Regions from separate parts of the Mus musculus genome. Here region 2 is linked to region 1. Evidence: chromatin contacts called from ENCODE Hi-C or POLR2A ChIA-PET data. All regions are on one chromosome and are shown on one strand. Each heading gives the region's core, a stretch centred on a gene start or an enhancer-like site at or near the end of the contact. The rest is flanking DNA. Distances are from core to core; before and after follow the strand shown.

Region 1 (6,637 bases), core at 1,915-4,414:
TCTCAGTGCAGCCTCTGCTGATGTCATGCTCTAGAATAGTCTACGACAGAGTGAGTTTCAAGAGGCAGAAGGCAGGTCTCAAAAGGGTCGGTGGGCATCGGGGGCCCAGGCCACAAACAAGGAGGGAATCAATCATTCCGGTTTCCCTAGGGTGGTGGCAAGGCTGGTGTTACCATAGTGTTTAGCGATATGTAGGACAAAGGAGGAGGCGGTTTGATGGCTTAGCCTGGCAGAGTCTCCTGGGCTGGGGGCTCTGGTGGGATCAGCTTCTGAGAGCAGGCAACAGAGGCTTAAGGAACGGTGAGATGGCAGACTGCCAGCAGCCGCGCACAGCAAGCAAATGGTTGAAGCGTTTTCTTGCAAAAGATGAGTCTGGGGAGGACTCAACGGACAGTTGAGTCCCACTTGCGGTAAGCAGAAAAACTGGTCTGCACGGGGTGGGAAATGGCTCCTAGTGCAGTGAGAATCAGTTTCAAGGGGGAAAGGGGGACTGGTCCATGCTGCTGCTGTGACTTTTCGTCTAGAGTTTCTCAGTCCCCAGCACCCACATAAAACCTGAGGAAGATGTGGGGGAAACATCGGCAAACCTGGAACTGTAGAGCAGACACAGAACTCAGAGCTGGGACAGTGAATTTCATGGTTCTATGGGAGAATGCGTCTCAGACAATAAAAAGATAGGGAAGAACAGAGGAAGACAACCTGATGCCAACACACACACACACACACACACACACACACACACACATGCATGCACATGCACACACACACGAGTTAATATCCAGAATATATAAATAATTCCAAAGATTCAACAATTAAAATGAGCTGAAAGTTTGGATAGACATTCCTTGAAAGAGAAAGAAATGAAAAGAAAGCCCATGAGATACTCCACAACACGGCTGACCTTCAGTGATACACAAATGCCAGCCACTGTGAGAGTCCACCTCACCCCCCCACCCCCAGGAGGAAGCTTCTAGCAAAGCCAAACAATCAAACAACAGCAAGCATTTGAGAGATGGCTTGGTCGTGGAGGAGCCTCTTCAGGTACCCAGAGAAGGAGCATCACAGACGTCCCAGAGGGAACTGAGAGCCCTGTCTTTCCAGTCCTCTGTCTCTTCCATCAGGCTTGAGAGCCATTTCTGTTAGCATATGCCTCAAGGTCCGTCCAGGTTACAGCTATGCCAGGATTTCAGTTTTTAAGGCTAAATCATATTTAATGTTGTACAGCATTATTCATAGTCACTGGTCTGTGGATGAACAACTTGCCTGCTTCCCACTTCACAAACCCCTCAAAGTCACAAGGACCAAGAGCCTGACTCCATCAGTAAGACTGGCCATTCTAAACTGTCCCCAGTGTGTATCAGGCCATGAGTCCATGCCATGAAGATTTCTGTAGATGCATTGGTCACCTGTCGAGCTAACTGTCCTAATATTAGAAGTTTTGTGGGCATGTGCTGGCACCCCACGTCTGCTCCCTGGGTATGCCTCTCCTTCTCTTTATGTACAGGTAGGTAGATGCCAGATTTCAGTGCACACACAGCCTCTGGTTGATGTACAGACTCAGCCCTCTCTTTTGAAAATCAGTAGCTCTGATTCAGGTTAGAAATTGCTAGAAGACCTGCCATCCATACAGTCACTCTCCTGACCCACCAAACCTCCACACTGCCTTGGCCCCCCAGCCCTGGCCTACAGTACAGACCATGGCCTAGCCAGGTCTTACCTAGAACACCATTTCCCTGGGCTAAAGTTCAGATGGTAAAAGAAATGGCTTTACCTTGGGCTGACCTTGGCACTCGAGGACACAAAGTTGACCCGGAACACCTACAACTGATCCAGGAACTCTGACTGGAGACTATTCTAAGGACGTGATGCCAAAAAGTTAGAGAGGGCGTGAAGATGGTCAAGGCCTGTTGCTGAGACCCTGACCATGGGTCCTTTGCTTTCCAGTTACCATGGCAGAGATATCTCCGTGTTTGTAATTATAAAACACAATGTAAAGGTTGCCATCCTTACAGTGTTTAGGTGTGTGGTTCTGTGGCACTGATCAAGCTTGCACTGTTTGCTAGGTGAGTAATTTCATCACACACTGTAACAACCGTCAGAAGCACCCGCCTCTACACCCTCATTAAACACTAACTCCCATCTCCTGCCCTGGCTCTTGGTGCCATTCTAGTTCCTGCCTCTGGGGACCTCCTATGACAGGAATTCCACAGGATTTATCACTGTAACTAGCTTACTTCAGTTAGCATATGCCTCATGGTCCACCCAGGTTACAGCTATGCCAAGATTTCATTTTTTTAAGGCTAAATGATATTTCATGTTGTACAGCTTCCCACTTTTGACTTTCATGAATACTGTGGCTATAAGCACAGTATGCTCTTCTATCATGCTTTTTGATGTCCACAAAGCTTGTTCTATCACGGTGATCAACTGGGTCCGCGTAGCACTGGATTCCCTGACTTATCCTCCAGATGTGGGTGGACCCTCACATCTATGTTCTGGGTTTCACGGTCTCTTTATCACACCAGTCCCCTCCCTGTGACCAGCTGTCCTCACGGAGACTCTGTTCATAACGTCCCAGAGAAGCAGAAATGAAATCCACAGGGAAGGCACCGGCTCTAGGACAAAGAACCACAGCCTATCACAGCCTGAGTGGATTTACAGTGTTCTTGTCACTAGACGGCTCCAGCTATGAAAGACAGTTGTTGGCATCGCCTCTTTTGAGATGGTTTGATCTGTCAGGGCAAACCAGGGAGGGAGGCAGGGCAGCTGGTATCTGTCACTCTCCTGGGCCACAGAGGACTCAGTTCCATTTTTCTTCACTGGGTTGAAACATGGCAGTCAGAAGTCTCTCAAGGAGCCTTGAGGACAGGATGGGGGGATGTCCCCTTCAGGACTTAGCAGAAGAAAAGGTCATCTCAGGACCCCTCTGACTGTACTGCCCACTGGGACAGAAGAGTTCCAGCCATTCCACCACTGGATAAAGGTAGACTTGGCCAAGAGATGAAAGAGGAAATTTGGAAAACTCTGTGATGCTGACCAACATTTCCTTAGAGAGTCCCTGTGGCTGTGTGCTCCATGTGGCTGGAAACTGTGGGATCTCACACCATCTGTAAGGGCTGGGCTTCCAGCCGCTGCAACACTGCAAATTCCTGGTGACACAGGAGCCAAAGGCACTTTGTGAACTTCTACTCCCTCACCAGGGGACAGCGTGAGTCAGGCCATACAAATTCCCATGATGTCAGCCACTCTGCTTAGCTTCTGGGACTCCTAGGTCCCTGTGCCTTTCTCCCCCTGTCCCCAAGTAGCAAAGCATAAATAAACAGATGGAAAGTTACCTCACAGATCCCTGGCAAAGCCCTCTGGCCCTGCACAGCCCTGGCTGGGTGAAAGTTTACTTTAGAAGATTCTGATGCAATAAAGACAGACAAAGGAGGTGGCTGGTCATGGGCTCTAGCACTGTCGGGGCTTGGAGGGAAATGGATGCAGGAAAGGCCCAGGCTTCAGGTTAGAGTTCAGGTCTCCAGCTCCATAACTCTGGAAAGAGAGAAAGAAAGAAAGAAAGAAAGAAAGAAAGAAAGAAAGAAAGAAAGAAAGAAAGAAAGAAAGAAAGAAACCCAGTGGTCATCTGTGCCCCTTACAAGCTAACTGCTGTCTACTACTACTGCCAAGAAGCTCACTATTAGGAGACACAGCCAAGTGTGCTGGTGTTCACTTGCAATCCCAGCAGGAACACGGAAGTGAACGTAAGAGGCTGGGAGCTGGCTCGGCTGGCAGTGTTTGCTGCAGGAACATGAGGACCCAGGTTCAACCCCTTGAACCTGTACGCAAAAGTTGGGTGACGTGGTAAAAGTGTTTTCAATCCCAGCACCGTGGAGGCAGAGACAGGAGGGTCCCGAGGGCTCAAAAGTAACTGGGAGATCCGGGGAGGGATCTGCCTCAAAAGATAAGGCAGAGAGCAACTGAAGAAGAGCACTCTGACCCGCCCTACTTACATACATGTGCACACACACCTGCATGCATATGTGCACCCAAAAACACCCCCAGCAAATAAATATGTAAATAAAGTCCAAGGCCAGCCTCAATTACATAGTAAGGACCAGGCCAGCCTCAGAAACACAGTGAGACCTTATCTCAAAAGTAAGTGCAGCGGTGAAGAGCACTGGTTGTTCCTGCAGACGATTGAAGTTCTGTTCTCAGCACCCATGCCAGGCAGCTCACAACCATCAAAAACACAAGCTCCAGGGGCTCCGGCAACCTCTTCTGGCCTCCATGGGCACTTATACCCACATGCACACTGGCATACACATAATTAAAAAAGAAAACATTTACGTGCATGCATACATACATACATACATACATACATACATACATGCATAAGATGCATGAAGCCTGAGCAGATGGTAAGCAGGAGCTTCATGGATGGTAGAGACATCCACCTGGGAGAGCCTGTGTCTAGCTGAGTCCTGATTCCTCTATCCCATGTACACCGCTATTAGACAGAACTGGGTTTCAGCAGCAGTTGCAGAGACAAAAGTCTTCCCTATGATGTGTCAACATAGCAGAAGCTACATCAGAAGAAAGAGAAGCCTGTGGGCCCACAAGAGCCTTCACTTTGGCTTCTCCCGAGGCCAGCAAGGGACCTGACAGAAGCAAGAGAAATCAACTTCTTCAGAAGTTAAAATTCTAGGTCATTTGCAAGAAAAAGAAATGTACTAATCTTTCTAAAGAATATATCATCGTCGGGGAAATAAGAGGGTTTCTGTATGGGACAAAAAGGTAGTTTAACATTGATATATTTACAAAGTTTGTAACACACTTTGGCAAAATGTGCTAAAGAGCGTGCGATGAATTCGTGTTCTTTGATCACTTATGTCAATCAGCACTTCCATAGTGAGAAAAGGGAGTAACTGTGGTGGACTCAGGGTCCTGAAGCTCTGTGTGGCAACTCTGCTTCTGCAGCAGGCTCTGCTACTTGAAACCTCAGCCTTCTAACAGGAGCCTCTTCCTGTCCCTGCAAGCAGCTCTGTTTGAGTCAGCAGGGGTGTCTGGCAAGATTGTTTTTGTCTTCTAAAGTAATTCCACGGGGGGGGGGGGGGGGGGGAGGATGGAAAGGGAGAAAGTGAATCAACAAAGCACACTTCATTCAAAAATGCCACAGTGGTTTCTAAGACCTTGCATGCTAATCTAAAAATAATAATAATGAGATAAAGTAGTTCCATGGAAACTGAAAACTGATGGAGTCCTGAAGACAAACAGTAGGTGATAAATAAATATTTGTAGATGATACAGTTGCCTTTCAGGAGCCCTGCTCCCCGCCCTAGCACCAACACAAGTGTTATTCAGAATCCGTAGGACCCATGAGCAAGCTGTGATGGAACTCAGCTCTTACCTAGGACAGAGTTCAACACTCTCTTATGCACATCAGCAATAGCTAAGTGCTCTCTATTGTCAGCCAAAAAGATGCCAGCCACAGAAATGAAGACTAGGGCTAGCTAGGGGGATAGCTTAGCCAGTAAATAGTGTTTGCCTTGCAAGAAGAGCAGCCTGAGTTCAGACCCCCCAAAACTCACTTTAAAATAAAAGAAACCAAGTACGGTGGTGGTGGTGGTGGTGGTGGTGGTGGTGGTGGTGGTGGTGGTGGTGTGGGCACCAGTGCTGGGGACAGAAAACAGGTAGTTCTCTAGGGGTTGCTGGCCAGCCAGCCTAGCCTACTTGGTGAGCCCTAGGCCAGTAAGAGACCCTTTTTCAAAAAAAAAAAAAAAAAAAAAAAAAAAAAAACGGTAGGTAAAGCCTGAGGAAAGACACCTGATTTATCCTATGGCTTTTACACATACACACACATGTGCGTGCAGACAAAATGATACAACACAGAAGAAAATTTAGATACTATCTTGTATCTGCCTGATGAGGGACGGGGCGGGTTTCTTGGGAGTACAGCAGAACATGACCTTGAAGGATCAGTTCTGCTTACAGTGGGGATGTGTGGAAACGCAGCGCTGAGCACGTCATTTCTTTACCAAATCACATAGATAACAGTTTCAAAGCGGCAAGACTGTGCTCAGGCAGCTCTGAGAGTCGGGACAACAGGGGTGCCAAGATTTTTGCGGAGAAACTAGGAGTGGTCTGTCTCTTACAGCTGATGCTGTTTCAGGGGTGTGTTGTAAAACATCTGGATGCATCCTGGGAAACACATGGAAAATGGATGGCATGAGCCATGGAGTCCTCCAGAGAAAGCTAATACTTGTCACAGGCTGACTTAGGGTGAAAGGGACAGTGCAAACCCTTGGGTAGAAAGGATTGCACTAGTCCCAGTATGATGGGCTGGTACTCGGCAGACAGAAGGGTAAGGACAGCCAGGAGAGGGTGGTAAGCTCTGTGTTGGGTGCTCTCCCCGCCCCCGACATTTCCTAGCCCTTTCCTAGCCCTCTTTGGAGTGAGTGGGCCACCATGTGCTCTGTCAGAGCTCACCTTACCCTGCACAATTAGCCTCACACTGGGCCTTCCTTACAAAGCCTCCAGCCTCAGTTCAATGGCAGCCAGCAAATAGTCCCGTAGAGCATCCAGAAAAGCATAAGCAGGCAGCCTCCCACCCACCCATCGGGAGTGGGGGCAGGACTTCTTAAGGCCATGGGAATCC
Region 2 (6,637 bases), core at 2,008-4,507, 49 kb after region 1:
AGGACATGGTTGAGTGGTTTATATATCTCCGCCCTATGTGAGCCTGCAACCTAATGCTCCCACCCCACTGGAGACAAGCCTATCCCCACTTATGAACGAAGAGCTGTCTTTTCGTAACTGTAGTTAGCACTTTTTAGGTCTGTCTACCTGATGGGTCTCCAAAACTAGAGGGAAGTTGTGATCACATCGAACCTTACACTGTCCGCACGGTGATCAGCACTTTCGCCCCAGGAGTAACGACTGTTTGGTGCATCTGGCAACAGGTTACCTTGTGTGTCATCTGGCTTGATCTTCAAAACGGCCCTCAGAAGTCAGTATTCCTTCAGTCCCATTTTACAGGAGAGAAAATGTGGGGGATTCCTAATCCTAGGAAGAGTTGAACTTATGATCCAGGAAAACATCAGTTGTAGCCCCGCCTTGTTCTGAAGTTTGTGGAATGGGTGGAGCCCTTGAAGGGCATGAGCTGTCGGGCTGCACAGGGGTGCTTGGGAGAGACGTGACAGTTCTGGGTCTCTCTCCCATATGGAATGGAAAGATACAGGGCAGTGGCTATCCATCCTTGAAGGAGGAAGAGGAGGAGCAAGGAGAGGAGCAGAATGAGGAGGCAGTGGGGAGGGAGGAACGGGGGAGATGGGGCACCTGCTGGCAGCTTCAGCAGCTAAAGGCAGTGAGCAAGCCCCTCCTACAACCATTGGCATTGTCTTACCACTGACAGGGACTTCAGACTTCTACTTAACCATTGGAGGGTCCCTTTATCACAGCCGTCCTAAGACACTGGGGCCCATCCAACCTCCCCCAACCTCCAACTCAGCCATGCACCTCATTCCATTGTAAGTCCCCTAACCCAGGGCTGTTCCTTCCCAGACATCTATGTGCAAGCCCAATTCCCTCCTTATCTGTCCAAATTTCATCTCCCTCTGTGACCTAGCTTCCCTCCCTGTCCACCATGCCACCCACAGCTGCCCCTGCTCCCTGGTCCCTCTTCCTGCCTGTCACCTGCCAGTCTCAAAGCACACCTGGGGCTCAATGATACTCCTTGCTGTGTGTTCCCAGAACATAAACTCCCTCAGGACAGGGATCTGGTCTGCTTCACTGTCCTCAGAGATTGTCCCAAGTGCCTGGAAGGAGGTTTGGCTTATGGCATGTAAATATTTGGTGAGTGAGAGGGTGAGAAGGTCACAGGCAGAGCTGCCTGCTGAGAGAAAATGCAAAGGAGGGGAAGGAAGCAGGGCATCCTAATGGTTAGTGCTGGAGATTCATTTCTGACAGGTAAGAGGAGGACCTCTGGTCTCTGACCTTTGACTTGAGTACCCCCCTCTCCTAGTTGTCTCCAGCCCAAAGGAAAGGAAAGCATCCCCCATGAGGTGTCTGTAACCACAGACTCTGATCCTCGGCTCCTGGAACTCAGAAGAAAACCCCCCATTCAAAATACCCACTTGTTTTTCATATGGACTAGTGTCAAATATTAAGTGTAAGAGCAGATGAGAAGACATGTGATGTTTTCTCAGTAAATACCGAGTGAGCCAGAGTGGCCTCTGTGCCCACTGACCTGCAAGTGTAATGGCCCCGAGGGCTCCTTACACAGAAATAATGCACTGTGAGTATATGCTGCTGCTGGGGACCTGGCTCTCGGAGGCTGCTCTTCTGTCCCATTAATTACTGCAGTGGAGGAAGTGAGGTCAGGCCTCCCACCAAGGCAATGGGACTCGCAGGGCCACTCTGCGGTTCCTCAGGAAAGCATTTTTTTCTTATCCACACAGCGACACCATCTCAAGCCAATAAATCCTCTTGAAGCAAAGACAAAGGGGAGAGAGGAATTCCATGGAGGGGGGTGTCTTTGAGTCTCTCCCCAAAGGGCCACCATGCTCAGGAGCAGGACCTGCCCACAACTCAGGCTTCCAGTACCAGGGTTCTGGCCAAGGGCAGGGTTGCTGGGTGGGACCAGATTAGGATAGTATGATGACTTCTATGTAAAATGAGCAGACAGGGACTCCTGGGGAGCAACACACACACACACACACATACCAGTGAGTGGGCAGCTGGGTGGTAGCTCCAGCCCCCTCTGAAGCTCATAGAGGTGTCTTCCTATAATCTGTAGCCCCTGCCTCGAGCTGGCCATACAAATGAGTAGCTTCTAGGCTGTGTCCCCCAAGGTCTCTGGAACTTCTACCAGCAAAGCTAGGACAATAAACTCCCTAGCATCAGGTAATGTGGAGCCCTGGGTCAAGCAAGACTGCCATGGGCCCTTGGTAGCAAGCAGTTTAGAGGTCTCCCTCCCTGTTTAATGACAGCTCTGGCCTGGCTCCAGAGGCCACCCAGGACATGTTCTGATGTCAGCTAGTGCCTGTGTTTTCAGAGCTTCAGGGACCAGGGAGAAGATCACAGAATAACAAGTGTCAGTGAAGACTCTCATCTTGGGGTGCAGACAGACATCTTGGTTTCATCTGTGGGTGCCCCTCTGTGAAAGGCAGGTGGGAGTACTCCATGGTGATCATAGGTGTGAGCCTACGGGACCTGCCACAGAGGCTGCGCTCATGCATGGTCCCATGGGGTGGGTTGTTTCCTCTCTGAGACGGAAGTCTTTCATTCCAGAGTTTATTGGTGGCCTCTGGCCCCTGCTCATGCTTGAATGTCACTTCCCCACAACATCCCTTCACCCACTCTGTTCCCTCCATGGCTGCCTTCTGCCCTGGCTAATACCAGGCTGTGCCTTCCTGTTGGCTGTTGTCCTTGTTCTGTGTTCTACAGCCAGGTTAGCATCTCTTTTGTCCGTGTTCTCCCTCCCACACCAAGGTAAGTGACAGCTGACGATGCTGTCATTTCAATCCAGGGACAATTCCACACTAAGCAAACTCTCCGGCAGCTCACTGAGCCCCTCCCCACGCTCACATAGATGTGAGATCCAGAAGGTGTTTGCTTAAACCCCTGACCTACATTCTCCATCACGCAGTCATCCAACCTGGAAATGGCTGGGCAGCCGCATTGCCAACACAAACAGGGCTGCACTGTGCTGTGCTCTCAGTGGCTCTGCACCCCTCCCACCTTCTCTGCCTGCCTGGGCCACACACCCATCAAGCAGGAGGAGGGCACCTCCACTGTGATACCCTCCCAAGGACTGCAGATCAGGCTGATTCCTTTGCAGTGGGGTCTCTAGGGCCTGGCTCTGCCCTAAACATACACGCAGCTCTCCCGAGATTCCTTGGAAGCACAGGACAGAAAATCTCACGTTTCTCTTCTAGCTTTCAAATGCAAGCTGGGGCTGTAACTAAGGGGTGTGGCTTGGGGCTGAACAGTCTGTAAAGACTCTTCTAAAATAGACAGGAGGCAGCTGGAGGCTTTGCACCTCTGTCTTGTGGCTTTCAGGGGGACCCAGGGCCTGCAAGTCTTAGGTTCTAGTGTGAGAAGAGGTTACTTACCACTGTTCTGATCAGCCTGACTGAGGCCCAGGAAATAAAGAAAAAGCAAATACAAGAACAGGAAACCTGATGGAGAAGCTGTAATACCCCAGAAGCTGATGTGTTTATTATAGAGCATTTGGCAGGGGGGACTATAGCATACAGCTGTCCATGGAAGTGGGTATATTACAGAAAACAAGGAGTCAGGGTTATTATATACAGCTGAAAAGGGAGACAGGTTTTGCTCATCTCAAGAGAAGCAGAGCTGTCTTCGAGCTGTAAACCTCCCTTGGGAGGATGTATGGTGGACATTTTCTGTACACATTATCAGCATCTACACTCAGACCTGAGGAAGACTTTGCCACCTCCACGGGGCTGAGGCATTAGGGGTCCTTGGTATGTGGCTATGTCCATATCAACAGCACACATATACCCAGGATTTCACCTCACTGTTCTGCCCCCCCCCCCCGTAGGGGGCGGTGAGAACAGGTAAGAAAATGCCCAGAGTACAGGGGGTTTCCTACAGGGACCCTGAAATGCTGGGTTTTTCCTCTATAGATATGGCAAGCCCAGGGAAGGGTGGGTTTTGTAACCCTCAGCCCCCTCCCCCAAGGTGTGCACCCACTAGGGAACCTCGGGGGCCTGAAGCCTGTCACTGTTCAGCACTGGCTGTTTCACGGAGCCCTGGGGAAAGGCTCCAGTCAGCTTCTTCCTTTCCCATCTCCATCTGGTACCCAGCTCCGAGCTCTCCTCTACACAGTCCCTGAGACAAGACCATGTGATCTCCCAGCTTCTTCTCAAAACATCCTGGCAGCTCCCTGGCTGGAGACCCAGTGGCACTAAATAGAAATTTATGTGACAGGCCTCAGGGGAAAAGCCCAGAGGAGTTTGTTTAAAAGTAAATTCGTCAAGCCGAGCTGAGTCAGGGTCTGACCTCCAACCTCTGCTGACCCTCCCCAGCAAGGGGGGAGAGAGTCCAGCTACATCAACAAGCCACACCAGGGGATCCCACTGCAGACTTGTATCCCTTTGCCACCAAGAGATTAGCCCTGAGGTGACCGCAGCTACCCACACGTCAGGTCCCTCGGTTGTTACCTGGAGCATCTCCAGTCCTCACTGTCCTCCTTCCTCCAGTCCTCACTGAGCTGCCCCACCTTTGGCTCCCATGCTTTCCCTTATCCTGGTGCCCACCTACTCAGGTAAACCAGGGTCTGCTCAGCCCAACGAGCGGAGACCATTTTTCTTGCTCTGGCTATCAAAGGCAAATCCATGTGTGGCCACACAGACAGGGAGAGTGTCTGCTTATCTGGAGGCAACCGGCCTGTGTAAGCTTCCTTTCAATGCCCCATACCACCCTCTATTGATGTTCCTGGGACCAACAAGCCATGCCAGGACCAGGACTAATGAACCACTAGCATGGAGCACCAAGGAATCCACAGACAGCTGGCTGCTCTCACCTTGAACACTAGAAGGGGATGAGGGATGAAGTAGGTTGGGGTGCTCCTGGCAGAGAAGAGATTGAGGGAGGGGCGCAAGTCTCAGACCTCAGGTGTACACGTAGGTAGGGTTTTCCCGTTCTGCGGTTCTAGGGCTTTAGAGGCCAAGGTTCAGGTCATTGTTTCTCCAAGAACATCTGTCTGCTTGGCCCAAGCCCTCTGCCACAGCCTGGAGTCCTTGGCCCAGCTTTCTTAGCCACCCTTTAATGAAGCCTGGTGCAACAGGTTAGACTGACCCACCCTCACCCAATGCCCATCTTGTCTCCTCGGCCCCTTTTCTTCACCTGCTCTGTGGCAGCCAGAGACCTTGGGCTGTGTGGTCACATGGGCTGTTGACCATCTCAACCACACTGAAATCTCCTCTGCCACCTGGTGGCTAAAGCTCGCAATTGCTGCTGTTCTGTGACTGACCTGGAGCTGACCACTTGGGCAACTCTTAGGTCCTTGGGGAACAACCCAGAGAACTAGTCCCCTTCTGAGTCACAGATGATGAGAAAAGTTGTTATCTGTGAGGCCCTGTGTCCCTGACCCTGACAGAGTCCAACAGGGAAGCAGAGGACCTACCTGAGAAGACCCTCAAGCCCTACCGTTGGGAAGGAGATGTGGATACAGGATCCACAGGGTTCCTAGCCATAGTAACCCCCAAGAGCACCATGAGTACTGTAGTCTTTCAGGATGAAGGGCTCTCCCACAGGCCTGTCTCGCCTGCAGCAAGCCTCCCTGCTGTGTGTACCTGTGGGCACACCCAAGGGCCAGAGTGGCATAATGCCAGCTCCCTCTCCCTTGCTTGCTCTCAGCCATAGTCTTCTGTGGACCAGGGTATGGAAGTACACAGAGGTCCCAGCTCACACATAAACCTCCACACCAGCCCTATCGTCTCCATAGCGATGACCCAGAGTGCAATTGGAGAAGCCTTTCCAAGACCCCAGACTGCACCCTTTCCTGTGTCCCAGGGTTGGGCTGAGGAAGTGGCCAGGGTACATCCCTGGGCTCACTGCCTGGAACTCCACCCCAAGTAGCTAAATGTAGTTACCCCAGAACTCAAGGGCCCTGGAGAGGAACACTAGCCCCACAGCAGGCCCACCCTTTCAACTCCTGAGGCAGGGGCATAAACGCTTGACCCTTTCCCTCATGGACAGTACAGGAGCCCTCGGGCCTGAATCCACCAACACCACAAGCATGCGCTCAGGATTTCCTTCATTATGTTGTTCTTGGCCTGGGTTCATCATGCATAGTGTGGGTTTGCTGGGGACAGTTTCTTTCATGTGCATCATTGTGCTTTGACCTTATTGGCTCCTTCATCCCTTCAGTCCTCCTCCCCTTTCTTCCTCAGACTACTCCCTTCCCATAGTCTCCATCCTCTTCATGTGGCTAGAGATATATAGGTTTACACACACACACATACACACATATATACACACGTGTGTGTGTGTGTGTGTGTGTGTGTGTGTGTGATATTTGTCCTTTTGCATCTGCTTATTTTACTTAACGTGATCTCTGGTTGCATTCTGTTTTTCTAATAAGTGGTATCATTTTGTCCCTCTTCATGGCTGAGTAAAACCCCATGTGTGTATGGACCACATATTCTTTATCCATCCATCTACTGACAGACAAGCTGGTTCCCTGACTCAGCTATTGTGACTAGCGTCTCAAAAAGTGCAAGTGTGGAGGTGTTGCTGTGATGTGCCTACAGTAGATTCCTCCAGGTCTCTACCAGGAGGTAGGTTCTCTGTTTGCTTTAAGGAA

What was found. A loop is a pair of places that touch in the nucleus more often than their neighbours do. ChIA-PET counts read pairs that join two places held with the same protein, here RNA polymerase II (POLR2A).
Region 2: a loop to region 1 is called in a map of heart, with 2.2 times the contacts of the local background. The contact joins two enhancer-like sites. A Hi-C loop is called at or near these places in 2 of 37 maps with a recorded cell type or tissue (both heart). POLR2A ChIA-PET finds 5 or more read pairs at or near these places in 2 of 5 experiments (Patski and embryonic stem cell).

Annotation. Positions count from the first base shown.
Region 1 is chr1:91,820,432-91,827,068 of GRCm38, forward strand. The region is part of intron 1 of Twist2 (twist basic helix-loop-helix transcription factor 2); the gene reads left to right. All of the region lies in intron 1 of Gm46117 (a long non-coding RNA gene), which reads right to left. Among named protein-coding and RNA genes, the nearest start is that of Gm46117, 7.6 kb to the right of the region's middle. Within about 2 kb of position 3,165, at least 1 of the 3 ENCODE cell types and tissues checked has a DNase peak (open chromatin) inside an H3K27ac peak, as active enhancers do.
Region 2 is chr1:91,869,588-91,876,224 of GRCm38, forward strand. No RefSeq gene overlaps it. Among named protein-coding and RNA genes, the nearest start is that of Gm46242, 6.8 kb to the right of the region's middle. Within about 2 kb of position 3,258, at least 1 of the 3 ENCODE cell types and tissues checked has a DNase peak (open chromatin) inside an H3K27ac peak, as active enhancers do.